Linked DNA regions of Homo sapiens: region 2 is linked to region 1. A link is a loop called in an ENCODE intact Hi-C map of the cell type or tissue named here. Cell type or tissue: thyroid gland. All regions are shown on one strand. Links, peaks and the distances in the headings refer to the core of each region. The heading gives the core; the rest is flanking DNA.

Region 1 (5,394 bases), core at 160-5,159:
AACTGTCTTCCTCCATTCCTCCCTTCTTTCAACAGCTATTGAGAAGCCTGCGGAATCCAGACACTCTGAGGATCAAGGACACATAAAGATAAAACAAACAAAAATATCTTGCCTCAAGGAACTCACTACTGCAGGGAATGGTAGTAGATGCCATGACAGAGATAAACCTAGGGTGTTACTAGAACAACAGGAGGTTGTCATTACTCCAGACATGGATGGTGACGGTAGGGATGGTATCATTCTAAACCAGCACAGAGCTGAAATACAGAGACACTTTTTCATCTTTGTATCCCTTGAGCCTACCCCAATGTTTCATCTACAGTGAGCATTTGACAAGCTATTTTTCAATGAATGAGTAGCTTTGGAGCTGCTACAAGTCTTGAAGTGAGGATAACCTAGAAATTTCCAGGGGCAGGAGGTGAAATTAATCATCTAACCTTTGACAGCAATTCAATCTAGCCATTAAAAAATCCTAGTTATAGTCCTCTTCGGTTGTCTCTTTCTTATTCTTTATCTTTTTGTCACATAAAGCTGTTTTCACTAGCAATCTGAGAAAAGTTGAAAGCTCAGACACTTGGGTGTCAGATGGATGTGAACACTGGCCCAGCATCACAGTTCCATTTACATGGAACTATCATTACATTTACATTTAAAGCTATCATTAACTTTAAAAACTGACTTTCCTGCTAAATCAGAGTTCTTTTCATGATTTAATGGACTAAAATGTAAATATCTAAGTTTTACATTCTAAATAAACATGAAACAAAGAAAAACTCTGCAGCTATTGAGCAGAGCACACAGCTTCACTACACAGGTTTAAAATTACATACATTTTACTGCTTTTTAAAAATATTTCAGGCCAGGCGCGGTGGCTCACGCCTGTAATCCCAGCACTTTGGGAGGCCGAGGCGGGCAGATCACGAGGTCAGGAGATCAAGACCATCCTGGCTAACATGGTGAAACCCTGTCTCTATTAAAAATACAAAAAATTAGCCGATTGTGGTGGCAGGCGCCTGTAGTCCCAGCTAATTAGGAGGCTGAGGCAGGAGAATGGTGTGAACCCAGGAGGCGGAGCTTACAGTGAGCCAAGATCACGCCACTGTACTCCAGACTGGGCAACAGAGCAAGACTCCATCTCAAAAAAAAAATATATATATATATATATATATATATTTTAAAACGTTGTTCCTATTCACATATCATTCAAATCGAGGAATGATGGCAAGAGGGGTCTGAATGATGTTAATTACTATAATACTTAAGTTGAGACAGGCAATAATAAGTAAGTGCACTTGATATATGACAGTATAACAAGAGAACTACAAAATAGTGCACCATATCACCCATAAAAAGAAACTGGTTTACTCAGATTATTAAGCCTGAGAAAAAATCATTATTCTATAAATGATAGTCAGTGTATACAATTACTTGAGCTAAAACACATGTTAAGGGCAGTCTATCCTTATGGTCTGGCAATTGGCTGGCTGATTCATCACCAGATGGCTTTATAAAGATTAAACCTCCTCTCACCCCACAACTCCTGCTATTGCAGAGAAAGAAATAGCTGGCCTCACATTAGGACTATCGGTCTACACAGTAGAGAAAGAAATAGCTGGCCTCACATTAGGACTATCGTCTACACAGTAGGAAATGCTTTTCTCTAGCTTATGCATTTCTCATTTTAATAAGATATTATCTACTTAGGCATCCATGTGACAACTTTTCTTTTGGTACCAACAGGCATGAAAGGGTGACAATATTCTCCATGGGGTTGGCCCAGGACATAGCTTTGTTTCCTGAAAGAATAAATCGTAGGAGAAAGATGATCTGGTTTTCTTAATAAAATCAATGAAAATCTAAACAAAGGGGGGTTAAAAGTGATACACTTCACCTTACAAAATTGTAATCTGAACCAGCAGTAAAGCTTATCAACTGAAATAAACACACTAAGGCATTGCATCAACTGGCATCTGTAATTATGCCATGTCTTTTTACCCCATCATACCAAGTATCTAAAAGATACAATTTTAAACAAATGTATAAATTCAGGAATCCTATTTTACATTTTCACCCCTAAAAAGTCCCTAACAGAAAATATATCCTCAACACCAGAAGTCTGTCTTTTGATGCCACGTATTTCTGAAAATGAAGAAATAATTAGGGGTGGCATTTCAACTAAGGATTCATTATCAAATAAAGTCCAAACATACATCATAGTAACTCAGGATCAAGTAAAATGCAAATCATATATTATAAAAGCAAATGGTTTTATTCATAATTGGTAGCATTTATTGACTACTTAATATGAATCAGGCACTGTTCTAAGAATTTCACATATAGGTGTGTATATAGACATAATTGGTTTTAGCTACAAAAATTCTTCAAGTTCGAGAAAATGGACATAAACATTATATACTGTTACACATGAGGACCCCATTTTATAGAGTACTATAAAATAAAACCCAGTTTGTTTCTTCATTCACAAGTAGTAAGCACTATAAGATACTGGGGAAAGAGAATGGATCAAGATAGAAAAAGTTCCTAATCTCACAGCAGCAAAAATAAACAAATAGCTACATAAATGAATAAGAAAACCTCAGGGGCAGTGGGAAGAAAGAAACATGAAAAAACAAAGAGGACAGGATAACTCGGGTGGTGCTCTTCAGGCCGGGGTGGTCTACGGAAATATCTTTGAGAAACTGACATATGCTTAGAACATATTCAAAAATTCAGCTCTGCTGTATAATTAATTTGATCTGGCACACATAATGAAATATACTCTTGGAAAAAATTCATTTATTTAAAATCTCCACCCTTGTTTTATAGTTACTCCAAAAGGATAAATCCACAGCTGTGCTTTTTTTGGATACTTACCAAGATACTTGTTTCATGCTCATGTGAACAAACTCATTACTGGGAAAATTTCTGCTTTCATACACTCATGATTATTCTGGAATGACTACTCTAAATTTTACCTTTATCATCTGCCATATACATTATTAATTCTTTTGTGAAAGGCAATTAAAGCAAATAGGTTTAAAGAAAAAATATAAGCTGCAACTTAAATCTGATATAGCATTAAAACTAAAAAAAAAAAAAAATTCTCATAAAAATAAGTGAAGATGACATTCCAAATACCACACCACATATTCTATGTCTGAGTTTATTATATATTTTTAACAGAAGATTTAGATTTGATGGGAAAAGCTAGCAAGCCAGTGATTTAATTAAAGATTTCTTCATAAAAAACATTCAATAAAGTGCTTAAAGAAAATACCTAAGAAAAAACAAGTTATACTTTTCCATAAATTATCTAGGCATTAAAAATTCTTGCTAGGTTTTCCCTGTCAGTTTATGAAACACGTAAAGTCTGACTTGTTTGCTTTTGTAGAACTGTACTACCCTCATTAAAGCATAATTTTGTTGCTTTACACCAAAAAATCAATTGACTTAGATTCAGACATTTATCAAGTACCTCCTTTGTGCCAGTAACTGTGCTAATTGCTTCTATTAATACTTGCATTCTTTCATTTAACTCCCAAAACAAGCATTCAAGAAACATTTTTCCCTTAAGAAAACTAAAGTTAAAGCCTTATTCAAGGTTACAAATGCAGTATAAACAGGAACCACCTAGATTCAAATCTGGGCCTTCAGCTACCAAATATGGGGCTTTTCCCACAAATCACTATCTCCTTTGTATTTTTCTTAAATATACCTCGAAATGATGCAGGTGATTCTGCCAGTCTCGGATTTGGCTACAGTTGGAGTATGATGATATGCAATATATTTTAACTTAACAACGAGTTCTCTAACACTCTGTTTGGGCAATAAATGCTGACAGTTCATGTAAATTTCAGCCTATTTTCAATCTTCTCAGCCTCCTGTTTGGCCACCAGCAGGCTCCAAGATTCTCTCCTCGAGAAGTTCACAGACAAGAAAGAATCAATCAGTTATTAAAACCAAAAACCAAAAATCAGCTGGCCAAAAATCAGCGGATCAATCTAGAGAAACGAGGGAAATTTAGTAAACTGGGGTATAGCATGGATTAGAAACCTAGACTCTGAAAGAATAGTAAACTATCTCCAGGTTCACTAAATAACTATAAATCTAAAAAACTGTCAGATCATAGAGCACTAGGAGCAGGAAAAGCCACACAAAGCTGTCTGGAAGACCTGAAACTGTCTACAGGAGGGAGTGACAATGGGAGGAAAGCAGTCTGGGTTAAGGGTCTGTTACGATCCTGAAAGTCAAATGCTTTGATTCACTGTTCTTAGCTCACGCAGGACAACAATTTCTCTGCCATGTGTCTGCAATTAATTTTAGCATATCACTAATTCTTGTGCCCTTTAAAAATGGTTTCTGTTCATCTTCAATACCTTTTCTGATTCACTATACATTAACTATTTGGGAGGTGGGTACAAATCATTTCCATTGCATTATCAGTATAACATATGAAAAGTGAATTGAAACTTCAAAGTGTAGAAAACTGAAACGTCTCAGAGTCTATTTTAAGCAAGAATGTATTTAGTGAATATATCACTAACACACTTTACTGTATAACAGTAAGTTGCTAATTACTAGCCTAAATTATGCAGTTTTTCTTTTTATCTTCATGTTAAATTATAATTTTTATAAATATCTCTATACCAGCACTGTGCAACAGACTGTGATGATGGAAATATTCCTGTCCAATACATTAGCCACAAGCCATGTGTTAACTATTGAGCACTTGAAATACAGCTAATACAACTAAAAAGATGAATTTTAAATTTCATTTAATTTTAATTCATTTAAATTTACATATTCATATATGGCTAGTGGCACTCTAGCTAGTTCAGCTCTCAAACTAACAAATGACACTATTATTTACCTTAAGGATCGCTTTCGTTAAATACCTCATACTTATAGTATATAAACATGCAGAATAGCTGATAAAATAATGCATGCTGGAAAAGAAAATTTTAATCTAATCAAAAGAAAATAAAGTGCTTTGTATTTTAATTTAATTGAGATAGTATCACTATAGGCCAGGCATGGTGGCTCACGCCTGTAATCCCAGCACTTTGGGAGGCCGAGGAGGGTGGATCACCCTGAGGTCAGGAGTTCGAGACCAACCTGGCCAATATGGTGAAACCCCCGTCTCTACTAAAAATATAAAAAATTAGCTGGGCCTTGTGGCGGGTGCCTGTAATCCTAGCTACTGGGGGTGGTGAGGCAGGAGAATTGCTTGAGCCTGGCAGGTGGAGGTCGCAGTGGGCCAAGATCACACCACTGCACTCCAGCCTGGGCAACAGAACGAGACTCCATCTTAAAAAAGACAGCATCATTATGACTTTCATACAAAGTAGTAAATTATATAAACAATCGGGTCTATCTTTTGTCTAAAATTTTTAA
Region 2 (5,394 bases), core at 182-5,181, 70 kb after region 1:
TTATTACATATGGGTACTCTATGGAAAGCATTTTCAACACAATGGAAGAGAACCCCAGTAGCAAGAACATCATGAAAGTGTGAGAGGATTACAGCATTGAAAATGCCATTATTGTTGTAGAAAAAGCCATGAAAGTCATCAAACCCATAACAATGAATTCCTGCTGGAGAAAACTTTGTCCAAATGTGGTGCATGACTTTATAAGATTTACAACAGTCAATCAAGGAAATCATGAAAGAGATTGTGGATGTGGTGGAAAAGGTTGGGAGTGAAGGGTTTCAAGATAGAGATCTTGGAGAAATTCGAGAGCTAATAGACACCACACAAAGGACTTAACAGAAGATGAGTTGATGGAGATGAGTGCTCCTGAACCAGTGCCAGAAAATGAGGAAGAAGACATAGAAGAATCAGTGCCAGGAAACAAATTGACATGAGATAATCTGGCAGAAGGGTTCTGATTATTCAAGACTGCTTTTGACTTCTTTTATGACGTGGACCCTTCTATAATATAGGCACTGAAACTAAAGCAAATGGAAGAAGGATAGATATCATATAGAAACATTTTTGGAGAAATTAAAGAGCATAACAAAGTGAGACAGAAATTACCACGTGTTTCCATAAAGTTAACTAAGTTTGCCTGCCTCTCCTGCCTTCCCTCCTAACTCCTGCATCTCTTCTGCCTCTGCCATCCCTGAGAAGACAAGACCAACCCCTCCTTTTCCTCCTCCAACTCAGCCTACTCAATGTGAAGATGGTAGGGTGAAGGCCTTTATGAGGACCCGCTTCCATTTAATGAGTAGAAAATACTATTTTCTTTTCCTTATGATTTTCCTAATAACATTATCTTTTCTCTAGATTGCTTTCTTGTAATAATATAGTATGTAATACATATAGCATACAAAATATGTGTTAATTGTTTATATTATTGTTAAGTCTTCTAGTCAATAGTAGGCTATTAGTAATTAAGTTTTGGGGGAGTCAAAAGTTATACATGGGGCCAGGCGCAGTGGCTCACACCTGTAACCCCAGCACTTTGGGAAGCTGAGGCGGGCAGATCACTTGAGTCCAGGGGTTCGAGACCAGCCTAGCCAACATGATGAAACCCCATCTCTACTAAAAATACAAAAATTAGCCGGGCGTGGTGGCACATGCCTGTAATCCCAGCTACTTGGGTGGCTGAGGCACAAGAATAGCTTGAATCCAGCATGTGGAGGTTGCAGTGAGCTGAGATTGCGCCACTGCACTCCAGCCTTGGTGATAGAGTGAGACTCTGTCTCAAAAAAAAAAAAGTTATACATGGATTTCCAACTGTACAGGGGTCAATGACCCTAACCTCCATGTTATTTAAGGGTCAACTGTAATTGAAATTCTTCATTTTTCTATTCCTTTCTGGGATATTTCGTAAGTTCCTTGCAGTTCAAGCCACCTTCATCTTAGATACACAATAAATATTTGTTGAATGAAAGAATAACTGGATACCAACAGAGGCTTGTAGGAGTTAGTCTATCATCATGTGATATAAAACTTTACTTTTGATCATTCATCTAGCACATATTTATTATATGTCAAATATTCAACAGCCACAATGAAGGATTCTAATAAGATTTGATCTTTGCCCTCATGGACCTTATGGGTTATAACTGTTTTTCCCCAGAGTCACACTTTTAGGGATAAGACCTGATATATGCAATTTTGAAAGACAAAGAAAATCAATTTTATGACTCAGCGGTTCTTTGCAGGCATTCACACAATAAAAATAGAAAAATTCAAGTGGACTAGGGAAAATATTTTCTAAGAAGACATGTTTCCCCCACGTTGGGTAAAAAGAAAAAAATTGAGTTTAATATTAAAAATTAAAGTTTACTTATAAAATACAGGACATAGAGAAAAATGTACTTCTATTTTTCTTTTCTATAGGAGAAGCTAAAACTTACTTATGAGGAAAAGTGTGAAATTGAGGAATCCCAATTGAAGTTTTTGAGGTAAAGTGAAATCGTCCATTTATAGTCATACCAAAAGCATAATGATCTTAAAATATATTTGAATGTTTGCTGAACTTCTAGTTTTAGTCATTATCAGACTTACTTGATGACATTTTAATACACTTTAAAAAATTTCCTCAGATTATTAAAGGATGAAAGGCCTAAAATTGAGTTCTTTTCCAAATCACGTTCCCATTTCTTCATCAGTTGTAAAATATTTGTGTTTTCTTGTAGAAATAAGAATCACGGCCGGGCGCGGTGGCTCACGCCTGTAATCCCAGCACTTTGGGAGGCTGAAGCGGGCGAATCACGAGGTCAAGAGATTGAGACCATCCTGGCCAACATGGTGAAACCCCGTTTCTACTAAAAATACAAAAATTAGCTGGGCCTGGTAGCACGTGCCTGTAGTCCCAGCTACTTGGGAGGCTGAGGCAGGAGAATCACTTGAACCTGGGAGGCGGAGGTTGCAGTAAGCTGAGACCACGCCACTGCACTCCAACCTGGCAACAGAGTGAGACTCCATTTCAAAAAAGAAAAAAAAAAAAAAGAAATAAGAATCACTAACTGCTCTTATAGAAATTATGATATTCAAGTAAAATAATGAAAATAAAGCACTTTAGTTTTCAAATTATTAGTATTTTTTCTCTGTAGATAGTCTTCATCTAATTTTAAAATTGCAATGATAATATAATAGTTTGAGTATTTGTATACATGATGAATTTGAGTATATATGATGAATATTCATGTACTTTTTATAGAATCTATTTATTAGAGATCCCAGTAAGACCTATATATTATAGATTAACCATTAGTGATTTATGTATAATGAGTAGAAAAAGACAGCAGGAATTAATATTTTTGTTGTTAAAGATTATTTTTAAATAGTAGTAATGAAGTAATTTTAAATCAAATAAACTTTGAAATATTGTTTATAATTTTATTTTAATAAGTCCAATTTGAAATTTTAAAATCTTCCAGGCCATAGCCTATCTAGAGACATAACTAGAGTAATACTAAGAGCCAGAACTCAGCTGATTGTGGTGGCTTACGCATGTAATCCCAACACTTTGGGAAGCCAAGGCGGGTGGATCATTTGAGGTCAAGAGTTCGAGACTAGCCTGGCCAATATGGTAAAACCCTGTCTCTACTAAAAATATAAAAATTAGCTGGGTGTGGTGGCACACATCTGTAGTCCCAGCTACTCAGGAGGCTGAGGCAGAATCACTTGAACCCAGGAGATAGAGGTTGCAGTGAGCCAAGATCATGCCACTGCACTCCAGCCTGGGTGACAGAGGGAGACTCCATCTAAAAAAAAAAAAAAAAAAAAAAACCGAGCTGGAACTCATAGCTTTCACTGTACATGGTTGTTTATTTTTTAAATGTTCTTATGTTTTTCATAGATTACCCTGATTAGTTTTAGGATTTCTCTTAGAGATTTTTACTTTTTTACAAAGAAATGTTAACATTTAAAAAATACTCTAATTTTTGCTTTCTTGTTTTTTGTCCTATTTTATTTTATTTTGATTTTATTTACGACTTGATTCTTTAGTTTTTAAAGTGATGTATTTCTAGATCATTGTACTTAAGGGAATGTGACTTATTTTGTCTCATTCAGAATCCAGATATTTCATCTTTAATTACATTAAAATACCAACTTGTAATGAATTAGACTTTGTTCTCTGAATCCTTCTGTTTCTTCATTTTCTTTTACTATAATTTAAGATTATTTAAAGAGGCATTTTCATAAATAAATAAAATCAGTCTTCTTTTCAACTTTCTTTTTAACTTTCTCTTTTGCCATTTCTAGTAACCAAATCTACTTGAGTGTTTTGAGTTTGGAGCTGACCAAAATTAGTAATGGGGACCCTTTGACTTTGGAATGTGCTTCCCAAGTTCTTTTTATAAAGCCTTTGAAAGTCAGACATTCCCTACATGATATTGAAAAAGAAAACTTATCATCTTGGTGTTATTATTTTGGGGATAGGGTAGACGCAGCTCATTTTTCTTCCCCTCAACTTTGGAATGCCATTCCAAAGTTTTTTTTTAACCCTTAGATTGCCTGTGGGTCTTTTATGCCTCTCCTGCGTTGCTTGAAAGCCCCCAAAATCTCAACAGTTGTCTGACAGCCAGGCTGTTGGCTTCTCCTCTGTGACAGTGAGCCAGTTAAGATGGCCACAGCACCTGAGCGTGGAGACTTTGACAATGACAACAGAGAGTAGACAGAGATGGAGATAAAGTTCCTGCCTTCAGTAGTCTCATTTTTCAGCTAGAAAGTTTTTTTTTGTTTTTTTTTTTTTTGAAGTACAAAAGAACCATCTAGGCAAGGAAGCTCAGTTGCCAAGGTGACTTTAGCGCAGCTTTACTGGGATAAGGTAGGAAAATACAACCCATGTACTAGTCAATTAATCCTTAAAAAGTCACCTTGGAGAAAAACCTCATCCAGAGGTGAGCTGATAAAGTAAAAACAAACAAAAACTACACCCACACCCACACCACCCCCACCCCCACCATTCCCCAGCCCTTTCTTTAGCAGCCTGTATGTTTCCAGCTAATAGCTACTACCCCTGAAATCTTATGACTGGCAAGTTCTATGTAACTTCCTTCTGTAACTTACTTTCTTTTGAAACAGATCTTTGTAGAAGTTTGTCGTTAGATAATTATCTATCTAACAGTAATGTTTTCCTCCTGAAGAAAAATGGGCAGTAATAAACTAGTCAAGGATAAAAATCCATGTTTTTTTATGTGAACTTTTAAGACACTCTAAAAATTTTAAGAGATTAATGCTTGAAATAGGGTATTTTCCTCACCTCAAGTATGTTGTCTTATATTACCCCACCCCTTTTTTAAGGAAAATGATTTGGGATTTATATTTGGAGTTTTATTTTTGTTTTGTGGTTAATATAACATTAATGGAGGTTGGATCCTGGGACAAGAGAGCCAGTGTCAGGCGGATTCTAATCTATATTAAAATCTTACAAGAACCTAAGCTAATTATGTAATTTATTCCAGTCTCATCATATTCAACGTGTCAATTAGAATCACCACACCAAAGTTTCAGGGTCGTGGTAAAAATTAATAAGGTATTGGACGTAAACTAAAGCATAAGGTGAGTACCCATAAACGATAGTAGTAGTTAACATTATGATGATTCATTTTAAAGTCATGTAATTTTACCTGGCCATTTTCTAGAATTTTTTCACCCTCTTTTTAGGAACGACTTAGCTGAATATCAGAGAACTTGTGAAGATCTTAAAGAGCAACTAAAGCATAAAGAATTTCTTCTGGCTGCTAATACTTGTAACCGTGTTGGTGGTCTTTGTTTGAAATGTGCTCAGCATGAAGCTGTTCTTTCCCAAACCCATACTAATGTTCATATGCAGACCATCGAAAGACTGGTTAAGTAAGTATGCTT

Evidence for each region. Hi-C counts contacts between places; a loop is a spot of excess contacts. Peaks named below come from ENCODE experiments on the same cell type or tissue, not always from the same donor. Only the 100,000 strongest peaks of a DNase experiment are listed, where the experiment ranks them.
Region 2: a loop joins it to region 1, with 2.4 times the contacts of the local background. A loop is called at or near these places in 1 of 110 quality-filtered maps.

What each region holds. Positions count from the first base shown.
Region 1 is chr1:243,232,595-243,237,988 of GRCh38, forward strand. The region is part of intron 1 of CEP170 (centrosomal protein 170); the gene reads right to left. Among named protein-coding and RNA genes, the nearest start is that of CEP170, 20 kb to the right of the region's middle. In thyroid gland, for the core only: no CTCF peak of the experiment used is centred there; no DNase peak of the experiment used is centred there; H3K27ac peaks cover 2,368 bases.
Region 2 is chr1:243,302,796-243,308,189 of GRCh38, forward strand. SDCCAG8 (SHH signaling and ciliogenesis regulator SDCCAG8) reads left to right here. Exons shown (of 18, transcript NM_006642.5): 7 at 1,918-1,982; 8 at 5,194-5,382. Among named protein-coding and RNA genes, the nearest start is that of MIR4677, 41 kb to the right of the region's middle. In thyroid gland, for the core only: no CTCF peak of the experiment used is centred there; no DNase peak of the experiment used is centred there.